2 separate regions of the Homo sapiens genome follow, and region 2 is linked to region 1. The links are chromatin contacts, found by Hi-C or POLR2A ChIA-PET in ENCODE. All regions are on one chromosome and are shown on one strand. The core of a region is the stretch at or near the end of the contact, and the rest is flanking DNA. Distances in the headings are between cores, read along the strand shown.

Region 1 (6,417 bases), core at 3,650-6,149:
CTGGGTCCCAAGGATACCAGGTCAGGGGGTGAAGGACCTTTGAACCCAGCCTCCCAGACTCTTAACCTGACACCTCCCAGATGAAGCCGAGGCCAGGCACCCAGTGCCCACAGCAGGCTGAAGGCCCCTCATAAGGCTGTGATTCCCAAGACAACACATACAAAGCCTGGGGTGCTGGGACAGAGCCCCAGCAGGGTGTCAGACACAGATCCCACTGTGGGATCCAGGCAGCCCCCATTGACCAAGGTCTGCAACCGCACCTCACCTGGCTGAGAAGGTGTAAGGTGGGCGGGAACCGAGGTTCGGGCGGGCAGGAGTCACATCCAACCCTGCCTCCGCTCTAGTCCCGCCCCAGGCAAAACCTTGTTGGCTTTATTGAGACAGGTCCTTGGAGAATCATAGGAGTAAGAGTACAAAGCCTCAAGGAGAACACGTTCACTTCACCCATGGAGTAATGGCGAAGGCCAGAGCCCTCCCCGCTCCTTCCAGATCACCCTTCTGTCCTCTGCAGCATCATGGAGTAATGGTGAAGGCCAGAGCCCTCCCCGCTCCTTCCAGGTCACCCTTCAGTCCTCTGCAGAATCATGGAGGGATGGTGAAGGCCAGACCCTCCCCGCTCCCTCCACATCACCCTTCCGTTCTCTGCAGCATCACTCTTTTAAATCTTAAAATTGTAAACAAAGGTTCTCTCTCTTCATCCCACTTCCCCTCCAGCCACAGTCCCATTTCTCAGCCCCCTTTTGGTGCAAAACCCTTCAGAAGGGTGTCCAGCCCATTCCTCCTGCTTGAATCCCGAGGGTCAGCCCCCATGCTCATGACGCTCTTGCCAAAGCCACCAGTGACTCCAGCTCTCGGCCCCAGGGAAGCTCCCAGGCCTTCACTCGCTTACCTGCCTCTCTCTCCAGACCCAGCTCCTTTATTTTTCCCTCCCTTTCCCTGGTCAGAACCCTGGGCACCTCCTCCTCATGCTGGGGTCCAGCCTTGGCCCTTGGCCCCTCTCCTCTCTAGCCCCATCCACTCCTGGTCATCTCATCCAGGGTGGGAGCTCTAAACAGGACATGAGTGTCAATGACACCCTCACGTCCAGCTCAGACCACATGCCGCAAACTGCACACTGCACACTCTGCCCTCTCTGCTGGCCCACAGGCCCCTCCCGTGGATGGACCTGCAGGGTTGCCTCCCCTCATGTCGCCCCCAGCCGCACCTGAAGGCCCCCTCAGTTGGCCCTCTCAGCCCAGGCCCCAACCAGCAGGAAGCCTGTCAGGCCTCCTTCCAGGGAGGTTCCAAACCTGCCCCTCAAATCCCCCCATGCCCCATCCAAGTCCACACCACCTCTCATCTGGACCACAGCAGAGACCTCCTGCACTGCCCCTCCCCTCAACCCCTCATCAGCACATCAGCCAGAGGCTCCTTGGAGAACAGAAGGGGCTCAGAACCCTGCAGCGGCGTCCACTGCACACACAGGAAGAACTCAAGTGCTCATAGGCAGTGAGTCATTTCCTTAGGCATTGTGGTGACCCGGGATCATGTGCCTCCCCGAAGCCTGCACATGCACTCTAATGATGCAAGCTACCACCAGGCGGTCAGCTTTGCCAGCTGACGTCCCAAACAGCTGGCATGGGGCATGCACACAGTAGGTGCTTAATAAATGTGTGTCGGGTTAAGATAGGCCCAAAGCCATTTCAAATGTCCAGGCAGTGGTGTAGGCAGGGGTCAGCTCTGAAGCTGGCCTCCTCTCATTCGGGAGACCCCTCAGAGGTCCCAGCCTCCAGGATGCAGTGTTCAGAGCAATACTTCTCAGTGCACGTCTGGCTGTGTCCCTGCCCAGCGCTCCCAGGGTCACCCCTCTCTCTAGACTCACTTTCTGCCCCGTCACCCCACTGTACACCCTTGGTCCCAGCCCCTTCCAGTGGCTCAGCTTCCTGAACACTCCAAGCCTGGGCTCACCTCTAAGCCGTTATCTATGCTATTCTCTCAGCCAGGATGCCCTTCCCATACCCAAACAATCCGTGCTCACCTTTAAGACTGGCTGAGGCATCACCTCCTCTGAGAAGCCACCTCTCCCAAACCTGAGCCCAGATGAGCCAAAGCCCTTCCTTCCTCCAGTCAGCCTGGATCCTCTCATCCGGCAGAACTGTCGCCTTGCTTCTCTGAAGCGGTGAATGCCCTGGGGCTGGGGACGCACAGGCTCGCTGGCCCACAACCAAAGCCGCTTCCTCTGGAGGAGGAAGTCCAGGGGTGCCAGGGTTCCACTTGCTTTCTTCTTCACCCAGCCTAAAGGGCAATTTTCCCACATTCCCTCAGAACCAGGAAGTTCCCCCATTCACACTGAGCCTGTTCATGACAAAAAAAAAGGTCTCTCCGATTTCCTCTGCTCAACCAGTTCCCTGGCTACCTGAGGCCCTGCTTCACCTGGAGGAAGACAGTGGTAAGTTTCCAGCATCTCCACCACACCTCAGCGCCAGAGGACCCTCAGCCTCCCTCGCACACCTCTGGGCAGTTTGGTAACTCATCCCATCTCCTCCTGCCGCTTCATCCTCTAAGCCCTCCCCAGGGAACCCAGGAGGCGTCTGGAACCTGTTGGGGACAGTCCCTCACACCTGCCCCATTGAGTAAGGGTTCATGTGGATGCCCATCCTCCCCCAGGAGTCCCAAATCTAAGACACTCTGAGACTCCTGTCACCCACCCCCACCTTACACAGCCGGCCTTTCTGTGCAGTCCTTCCAGGAAACTCTGGCTGGACCTGGGCTCTCGGCTTGACTGCACTCTCCCCAAGTCCCCAGGGCGGCCAGTGGTGACTATTCTTGAAAACGAGCTTGGCAGAGGATCTGGGGACACGCACTCCAGATGCAAACACGTTTGCACTCTTTGGGCTGGAATCCCCTCGAGCGGTACACTGCACCCGTGGGCTTGCTAAGAAACCACCTCACAGAGGGCAGATTGATTGGACAAAAGGCATTTGGTCCCCAAATTGATTGACGTGTGTGAATGGGAGTTTTCAGAACAAAGACCCAAAGATATGGGGGAAACAGGCTGGGCGCGGTGGCTCACGCCTGTAATCCCAGCACTTTGGGAGGCCGAGGGGGGGCGGATCACGAGGTCAGGAGATCGAGACCATCCTGGCTAACACGGTGAAACTCCGTCTCTACTAAAAATACAAAAAAATTAGCGGGGGCTGTGGCGGGCGCCTGTAGTCCCAGCTACTCGGGAGGCTGAGGCAGGAGAATGGCGTGAACCCGGGAGGCGGAGCTTGCAGCGAGCCGAGATCGCGCCACTGCACTTCAGCCTGGGTGACAGAGCAAGACTCCGTCTCAAAAAAAAAAAAAAAAAAAAAAAAAGATATGGGGGAAATTGCCATTTCTGATGCTTAGGCTCAACAAAGTATGGACATCCATGCGGGAACACAGATGAACCAAGGGACCTGCACTAATGCTCCTGGACCGCAAGGGGAAGCGCAGCGAGGGCTGTTGGTCTAGATTTCTTGAACTTTCTGAGCAGCATTCCTTCCTTCTGGGCATGGAGCAGGACCCTCCTGGAATGGGGTCTTATGCCCTACAGTCAAACAAGAGAGGTCAGATAATTTATGGCCAGCTTCTAAACACAAAGGTGGAGGGAAAGTTAGAGCAATATTTTTAGGTTTGATGTCTGGCTGTGTGGAAAGGCGGGGTTCTGATTTCTATGACCTGCCCTGGGGAAAATGGATTCCAGTTTCTAAGGCCAGCTTCGGGGAAAATGGCACTGAGAGACAGGAGAGCAAGAGAAGGTCAGAGAAACACTTTTTCTTCCGAAGCTGCTTCTGAGGCCTTCATTTTGGGGTATTGTTTTCTGATGCCCAACATATCTGAGCTGCTGAACGAAGGGTAGCTGCTGAACCACTCCCACGGTGACTTGGAATGGCTTAGCCAGCCGGCCTTGGGCCACCTGGCTCTGGCCCCCCTGCCCACCAGGACTTTGGCCGGCTCTCGCTCGCCTCTGCGATGTCCGTCCCACCCTGTCTCACCCCTGCAGTTTTCTGCTCTGTGGAGCGATGATTGACACATGGCAGGGGGACACTGGTTTTGACATTTGAGCCTGTGCCCAGCCCTTGCCTGGGGAGGAGGTGGGGCAGGAGTCCTGAATGAGCATCTCCCTACTTAGTGACAGTCAGGGGCACGGAGAATGGTGCCCAGGCCAAGGGCAGGGCTTGGGCCAAGTGTGCGCAGCGTGGGGTGTGTGTGCTCCAGCGGCTCCTGCTGCGGAGGGCGGCATGAGGCTTGTTTACCTGTGTGCTGGCATCTCTGGTGGCCCCTGCAAGGGTGGGGAAGTGGCAGGCAGGGTGAAATGGGGAAAAGTGGGCTCTCAACTGCTCCTAGCAGCCTCCGGGTCTGGGGAGGGAAGTGAGGAGGGGCCCAGAGCTGTCTCCTGGTCACTCTTCTGGGGCTCTGTGCAGACCTTTGGCAGGGCCAGGCTACACCACACCCTCTACAACCTCCCCTGACTTCTTCCCCTAACCCCTCACCACCATTCCTCCGCTTTTCTCTCCCCGCCCCTGCCTCCCCTCCATTCTCTCCTTCCCTCCACCTCCCGGTCCCATCCCCTGCCCACACTGCCCCTCCTCAGGCCCAAAGTGGACACCGGTGCTGCCTGAGGGTCAGAGTGTCCACCTCCAGCAGCCCGGGCACCGGGCAGGATTCAAGCTGGAGGGGGCTGGGGCGGGCGAAGCCGGGCACGGGGCGAGCCCGCTGGTGGGCGGGGCAGGGGCGGGTCCTTCGAGGGGAGGGGCGGGCTCGGCCAGTGAGAGCGCAGAAACCGTGGCACGGGCGCTCCCGGAACTGGCGATTGCAAAGCGCGAGGGCTGGAACTCAGACCCAGAGGGGCGGTCCCTGTTGCAAGTCATCTCCCGAAAGGGCGGGGCCGGGGCTCATCCCGGAAGGACCGGTGTCTAGGTCACCCTGGAGCGCTCACCCCACCGGCACCCGTGCCCAAGCCCGCCCCTGCAAAGGCAGGTACTCGAGCACACTCCGGAGAGGGCGGCCTCTGAGCCCCGAACCCCGAACTCCGGCGCAGCGTCGCACCTCTGCCCAATGAGGTGCCCCTGACGTGCCTGCTGCGGCTGCCCTGCTCCCCCCAGCCTCCCTGCATCCCGGGATGGGGGAGGGCGCCAGGCGCAGCTCCCGGACCCTCAGGGGTCTCCCCGCCCTACCCCACCAGCCTGGGTTCGGTACCTCGGGGCTCAGATGTGCAGTCAGCTGTTAATGTGGCAAAATTTGGGGAAGTCCTCTGCAGCCGCAAAATCCAGTTCCCACCAGTTGGAGGCCGGGCGGGGAAGGGTGGGGACAGACAGCACTCCGCTGTGGGAGGTAAGGCAGAGCTACTGGGGAGCCTGGAAGGCTGAGCTATGTCTCCCCTACGCAAGACCATTCCAGAAGCCCCTTGGAGCTCTGGCTGCTGGCCACAGGGGAAGGTAGACCTTCCCTGAGAGCTGCACTGTGTTGGGGACAGGGCCACTGTGGGCCTACGGAGGGCCTCCAGGCACAGGGACCCACATCAGCCCTCTGGCCACAGAAGGCGCTGATGATTTGAGGTGGACTCAGCCACCACTCCGAGCCTCTGCCTCCCTCTAAAAGTGGGGCATGGCACATTCCTGTGTCAGGCAACCAGGCACTGAGCCTGGCCCACCTGCAGGGGTCGGGGGGAGCAGCTTGTCCCTGTCTCCCCTCCCCGGGAGGCTGTGTGCCTGGAGACCAGAGCTGTCAAAAGTGGAGGAGGGGGACCCCCTGATGTGTCCTCTAAGGTCCAGGTAGCAGGAGAGCTCCACTGGGGAGGGGGTCCTGCAGTGCTGTCCTCTCTTGCAGGCAAGGCCAGGCGGGTGCTGCCTGGGACCCAGTGACTCAGCACCCCTGCCCGGATCAACTGGACTTTTGCCCCCTGCTCCGCCAGCCTCCTGCTTGGATCTCTCCTGGGTCTCCCTGCTGCGCCTGTCCAGGATGCAGGGAGCTCGGGCTCCCAGGGACCAGGGCCGGTCCCCCGGCAGGATGAGCGCTCTAGGCCGGTCCTCGGTCATCTTGCTTACCTACGTGCTGGCCGCCACAGAACTTACCTGCCTCTTCATGCAGTTCTCCATCGTGCCAGTGAGTAACACACCCCAGCCCCTGCAGCCCCAGCCAGGGCTGAACCGCTGTTCCTCCTGCCCTCCATCTGGGCCGTCGCAGAGAGTGGGGGTGGGGGTTTCATGCTGCCAGGGCCCCTCCCAGTTGGGACTCATGCCACGCTTAAGCTGAGTAAGTTAAGGACTCTGCCTCTGGACCCCCGTCAGCACATCCTGTGCTCCAGCTTCAGTGCCAGCCCCGGGAGAAGCCATGGGGAGCCACCCCACTTCCCTCCTGGGGGCAGCACCTCCTCAAACCTTCCTAGCGCTGTTCCTCCTGCCTCTCACC
Region 2 (5,999 bases), core at 471-2,970, 160 kb after region 1:
GATACAAAACACTACTAATACGTCATTTACGTTCACAAATGAACAAAAACACATTTTTAGTTTGAAAACAAACAGGCCCTAACTTTCAGCACAGACACAGCACTTAATTGAGTGCCAGGCACTGTTCTACGTCCTTCCCATCTATTAATTCATTTACACTCCATGCTCCAAGGTAGGAGCCATTACGCATGGTTTGCTGTGGGGCGGGAGGCAGAGTTGGAACCCTGGCCCTTCCAGGGTGGTTCCAGAGTTGGGGCTGTTAACTATGATGCTGTTTTACAGGAATCTGGGTGACTTCTGAGGGCCGCTTGGCTCTGGGACGGGTGGAGATGGTGCTGGAATCCAGGCACACAGGTAGGGTGGTAGGCGGCGTGCCTGGAAGGTGACCACCTCCTGCCACTTGGCACAAGAGTGTAGCCCTGTCATCTGGGTGTCCCCATGCCGCCAGATTACTCGGGTTGTCATAACTACCTATCTATAACCCAATAAACCCTCAGGGGCAAAGGGCACCACCAGATGCTAAGGAAATCTTGGTACGATCTAAACTGAGGGTGGGGGCTGGAGGTGTCTTACAAGAACTTGCATCTAATTTTTGCCAGCCAAAAGAATTAAAAACTAGATACTGAGAATGTTTCCTTTGGAAAGGCTGCTCCAGACTGTTAGGAATCTGGGCTTTCTGATTCAGTCTCTTGCCTTTCCAGCACCTAAAATCTTGCTGGAGGGACAGTGAGAGAAGAACCCACTGGTCTCTCAAGGTCTACCCGCTGGTGACATGAGTGACTGGGGGAGCTGACACAGCTGTGTCCCTGGGGAACCTCCCGGGTTGGCAATAAAATGGGGCAGTAATGCTCTGACAATCAGCTTGCAGTGGACTGCCTGCGGAACTGGAGATGAAAGCCTTCGTAAAGCCCCAAGCCCTTTTACTGTGTGTACGCGTACCCCTGGCGTCCTCTGCCCCATTTCCCTAAATACCAACCTCAGGTGCCCTCCGCCCACCTCCCGGAAGCTGCCAGGTCTGGGCAGAAAACCAAAACAACCCTTGGGCCTTTGTCTCCCCCCTAAAGGCCAGCTGGGGCAAGAGGGAGCGAGGGCCCGCCCAGGCACCGGCTGGGGAAAGGCTGTTTGATGTAGGGCCACCTCCCGGGGTGAGGATGCAAGGGGACCTCGGCAGGAACCAAGTGAGGAAACTGAGGCTGGGTGGTCTGGGCAGCGCCCCGCTCGGGCTCGGGTCCCCGCGGGGTCTGTGCTCCAGCCACGGGTCTGGCAGACCCTCACGCAGGAGTCCCAGGGGTCCCAGTGGCCGTCCCTCGGAGCCGGGCACCCGTTGTCCTTCGGATCCTAGGACGTGCCACCCCTCGAACCTCAGGACCCGCCGTCCCTCAGACCCCGGGCACTGACACCCCTCAGACCCCGAGCACCCCCGCCCCTCGGACCCAAGGACGTGCCGTCCCTCAGACCCCGCGCACTGACACCCCTCAGACCTCGGGCACTGCCGCCCCTCAGACCACGGACACAGCTGCCCCTCAGAACCCATGCACCCGGGCCCCTCAGACATAAGGACTCGCTGCCCTTCGAGCCGAGCACCCAGCGCCCAGTCAGGCCCCCAGCCGCCCTCAGCCTGGCCCGGCCGCGCCGCTCACCCTGCTGCCCGGAGGAATCTGCCATGGCTGGGAATCCCGGACCCGCAGCTGCGGCTACAGACACTTCCTAGAATCTGATGCAACCGCCGCCCCGGAAGTCGCGCCCCACGCCGGGCCCGTCTTCCGGGACACGCCCGGTCGCTAGGCAACTACCAGGGGCTCCGGATGTCGCCGGCCCGGAGCATGCTGGGAGCTGTAGTTCAACCCAATGGCGACCCGCGCTCCGGAGCATCGCGCGGCCAAGCGTTCAGTGGCCGTGCTGGGAGTAGTCAGCCCAGCCGCGGGGAGACAAGCACTAAAGACTGAGCGTCCTGTAATAGGTGTTTAAGTCATGATTGCGCTAAGCGCCGTGGGGACCAGGCCCAGCCTGGAGGTCAGAGGCGGCCTCGGGACAGGGTGTGCTGGCGAGACGGGATGGTTCCCAGGAGGCCGACCTGGAGCAGGGCCTGGGGATGGGCGGGAAGAGCGCTCCAGGCCTAGGGACCGCCCTGCCAATGACCCTGCGGAAAGCAAGCCACTATGAAGTGTTGCGTGAACAGGCTTCTCCATCTCCTTCTCAGACCCCATTCTGGAGCCATCCCCAACCCCCTTAGGGCTCCTGCCTTCTGTGTGCATGATGTCACCTCCCAAGGATATCCCACCCAAGGTTCGTGCACCCATCCAAAATGAGAGGAAATGCTATTTAAGAAACAGAATTTTAATATGTCAAGAAAAATTATTAGCCAGGATTAGTGGCTCATGCCTGTAATCCCAGCACCTTGAAAGGACAAGGCAGGAGGATCATTTGAGTCCAGGAGTTTGAAGCTGCAGTGAGCTACGACTGTGCCACTGCATTCCAGCCTAGGCGACAGAGTGAGACCCTTTCTCAAAAAATAAAAAGTAAAAAATCTTCTAGTTACTTTTTGGAACCTCATGTCTAATTTCATAATAAATTCTAAGGCCGGGCACGGTGGCTCACACCTGTAATCCCAGCACTTTGGGAGGCCGAGGTGGGCGGATTATGAGGGCAAGAGATCGAGACCATCCTGGCCAACATGGTGAAACCCTGTCTCTGCTAAAAATGCAAAAATTAGCTGGACATGGTGGCGCTTGCCTGTAGTCCCAGCTACTCAGGAGGCTGAGGCAGGAGAATCGCTTGAACCAGGGAGGTGGAGGTTGCAATGAGCCGAGATTGCGCCATTGCACTCCAGCCTGGCAACAGAGTGAGACTCCGTCTCAAATAAATAAATAAATAAATAAATAAATAAAATAATAAATAAATAAATTCTAAATTCTACTGGTGGCTGGAAAAAAAAAAGAAGAAAGAGTTTGTTTACATTTCTGCAAAGATCCTGTAGCATGTGCTGTAACTTGCCCAGGATGTGGGAGGCTCTGTGAGACCCCAACTAATCCCAAAGGAGGGACCAAGTCCAGGACTTAGGGGACGAAGTTCTGGCCAGGTCCTACCATGACTCTCACAGTGCCTGTTTCTCACTCATCACTCTAGGACCATGAGTCACCCAAGCCCAGCTCGGCCACATGCCTTCCTGGGAGAAGGAACCGGAGGCGCCCAGGAGAGTCAGAAGCCTCTTAGAGATAAACATTCGGCTAAGGCTTGCCCTGCCCTTCCTTTCTTGCACTAAGAAAGCCTCCTGACATCAGGTCAGGCAAGCCAGAGTTTGGCTGTAAGACCTGGGGTGAGTTTAACTTCTCTGAGCTTCCAGATGTCTTGTTTTTAAATCTGCAAAGTGGGGCCGGGCACTGTGGCTCACGCCTGTAATCCCAGCACTTTGGGAGACCAAGGCGGCCAGGTCATTTGAGGTCAGGAGTGCAAAACCAGCCTGGCCAACATAGTGAAACTTCATCTCTACTGGGAAAAAAAAAAAGGGTCTGCAGAGCGGAACTGGGAAATGATCACCTGCTCAGGTGGCCGAGCTGTGTCTAAGAGTGCTGCAGTGTCTAGCAGCAGTGGGTCCCGCCTCCCCAGTCCTGCTGCGTCCCAGCCCTACCACCAGGGCAAGGACACTCTCTGAACCTCAGCATCCCCCTGGTGTTGTAGTTCTTTGGGACAGCACATTGGGTTACAGGTTGTTATGGGTTGCATTGTGTCTCTCCCAAAAGATGTGGAAATCCTATAACCACCAGGACCTGTGAATGTGACCTTATTTGGAAATAGGGTCTTTGCAGATGATAAAGTCATAAGATGAGGTCATTAGGGGGGACGTTAATCCAGTATAACTGATATCCTTGTAAAAAGGGAAAATTTCAGCTGGGCATGGTGGCTCACACCTGTAATCCCAGCTCTCTGGGAGGCTGAAGAGGGAGGATGGCTTGAGCCCCAGAGTTTCAGGTTGCAGTGAGCTATGATTGTGCCACTGCATGCCAGCCTGGGTGCAGAGTGAGACCCTGTCTCTAAAATAAATAAATGAATAAATAAATACACATATATAAATTAATTTAAAAAAATTTTTTGAGACGGAGTTTCACTCTTGTTGCCCAGGCTAGAATGCAATGGTGCCATCTTGGCTCACCGCAACCTCAGTGTCCCAGGTTCAAGAGATTCTCCTGCCTCAGCCTCCCGAATAGGTGGGATTACAGGCATGTGCCACCATGCCCGGCTAATTTTGTATTTTTAGTAGAGACGGGTTTCTCCATGTTGGCCAGGCTGGTCTCGAATTCCCGACCTCAGATGATCCGCCCGCCTCGGCCTCCCAAAGTGCTGGGATTACAGGCGTGAGCCACCATGCCCAGCCAATTAATTAAAATGTTTAAGTGGAGGAAATTTGGACACTGACAAGCAGGGAGGGTGCCATGTTAAGATAAAGGCAGAAACTGGGGCGATGCTTCACAAGCCAAAGGGCACCAAACATTGTCAGCAAATCACCAGAAGTCAGGGGACAGCCTGGGACAGATTCTCCCTCACAGCCCCAGAAGGAGCCCACCCTGCTGATGCCCTGACCTGAGACTTCCAGCCTCCAGAACTGTGAGACAATAAATCCTTGTTGAAGCCCCCAAGCCTGGCAGCCCCAGCAAACTGATAATGAGGATTTCACAAGAGCACGTAGGGTAAGGACATCACACAGAACCCTGCCTACTAAATATTCCGCAAGTGCAGACCCATCCTGGAAGCTTCACTGGCCTGTTCTGGATGGCTGAGGGGCTGATGCCTTGGTCTGGCCCTGGGCCATGGGCAGCAGGTGAGTGAACAGCACCTTCCCCGGGCAGCTGGACTTTCCTCGGCCACCAGTGGCCACCGTGCAGGGCTCTCCCTTGAGTCTCCTAAGGGCCAAGGCCAAGTTCTCCAAGAACGCTGCTCTTTCCATGCCAGAGGATGGACAGTCCCCCTCAGTGTCCATGGGCAGCAGGGTGTCGCTGGGCCCACTGCTTTGAGGTGACTAAAGCAGAGTGATTTCTTTGCTGGCACAGCCAGCAGCTCAGGCCCTACCCAAACCACTTTTAGGGAAAGAAATGTCACATGGCCTGCAAGCCAGGGTAGCGCAGCGTTAGAGACGAATACACTCAGGTGAGCTCCCAGCTCTGCTGCCAACTCCCGGGGGGGTCCCAAGACAAGCCTGTTGTGGGTTGAGCTGTGGTCCCCCCAAAATGATTATGCCCATGTTCTAACCCCTGGTACCTGCGACTGTGACTTGATTTTTATTCATTTATTATTTTATTTTTTTTTAAAGCAGGGTCTCGCTCTGTCACCCTGGCTGGAGTGCAGTGGTGCAATCACAGCTCACTGCTGCCTCAACCTCGTGGGCTCAAGTGATCCTCCCACCTCAGCCTCCTGAGTAGCTGGGACCACAGATGTGCACCACCATACGTGGCTAATTTTTTATATTTTTTGTAGAGATGGGGTTTCATTATGTTGCCCAGGCTGGTCTTGAACTCCAGGGCTCAAGTGATCCTCCCGCCCTGGCCTCCCAAAGTGAGAGGATTACAGGCGTGAGCCACTGGACCTGGCTGGCTTTATTTGAAAAAGGCGTCCTTGCAGATATAATCAAGTTAAAATGAGGTCATCCTGGATTAGAATGGGTCCTAATCCAATGCCTAGTGTCTTTATGAGAGAGAGATTCAGAGATACAGAGATAGGTGTGAAGGGGGAAGCAATTGGAGTGATGTAGCACAAGCCAAGGATGGCCGGTGGCCACCAGAAGCCAGGAGAGAGGCAAGGAAGGACCTCCTGGAGAGCCTCTGAAGGAACCCACCCTGCGGACGCCTTGGTTTGGAACTTCTGGCCTCTGGAGCTGTGAAAGAATCAATCCCTATTGTTTCTGTTTTTGTTTTTAATGTTTAACTGTTGTGGGTATATGGTAGGCATGTAAATTCCTATTTGTTTTTAAAAATTATTATTATTATTTTTGAGACAGAGTCTCGCTC

The links. A loop is a pair of places that touch in the nucleus more often than their neighbours do. ChIA-PET counts read pairs that join two places held with the same protein, here RNA polymerase II (POLR2A). Pooled maps may share reads with other maps.
Region 2: a loop to region 1 is called in a map of CD4-positive, alpha-beta T cell, with 5 times the contacts of the local background. The contact joins the promoter of CARS1 here to the promoter of SLC67A1 in region 1. A Hi-C loop is called at or near these places in 3 of 168 maps with a recorded cell type or tissue (B cell, CD4-positive, alpha-beta T cell and naive thymus-derived CD4-positive, alpha-beta T cell), 7 of 37 single-sample maps with no recorded cell type and 12 of 50 pooled maps. POLR2A ChIA-PET finds 5 or more read pairs at or near these places in 2 of 52 experiments (activated B cell and activated CD4-positive, alpha-beta memory T cell).

Annotation. Positions count from the first base shown.
Region 1 is chr11:2,897,379-2,903,795 of GRCh38, forward strand. It overlaps SLC67A1 (solute carrier family 67 member 1), which reads left to right and starts at 4,900. Exons shown (of 11, transcript NM_002555.6): 1 at 4,900-4,986; 2 at 5,836-6,111. The coding sequence starts at 5,968. SLC67A1-AS (SLC67A1 antisense RNA) reads right to left here and starts at 6,197. Exons shown (of 3, transcript NR_169305.1): 1 at 6,081-6,197; 2 at 5,206-5,331. RefSeq lists a silencer at 5,032-5,161 and an enhancer at 6,087-6,417.
Region 2 is chr11:3,055,703-3,061,701 of GRCh38, forward strand. It overlaps CARS1 (cysteinyl-tRNA synthetase 1), which reads right to left and starts at 1,721. Exons shown (of 23, transcript NM_001014437.3): 1 at 1,641-1,721. The coding sequence starts at 1,665. LOC124902615 (a long non-coding RNA gene) reads left to right here and starts at 2,922. Exons shown (of 2, transcript XR_007062555.1): 1 at 2,922-3,316. RefSeq lists an enhancer at 1,375-1,907.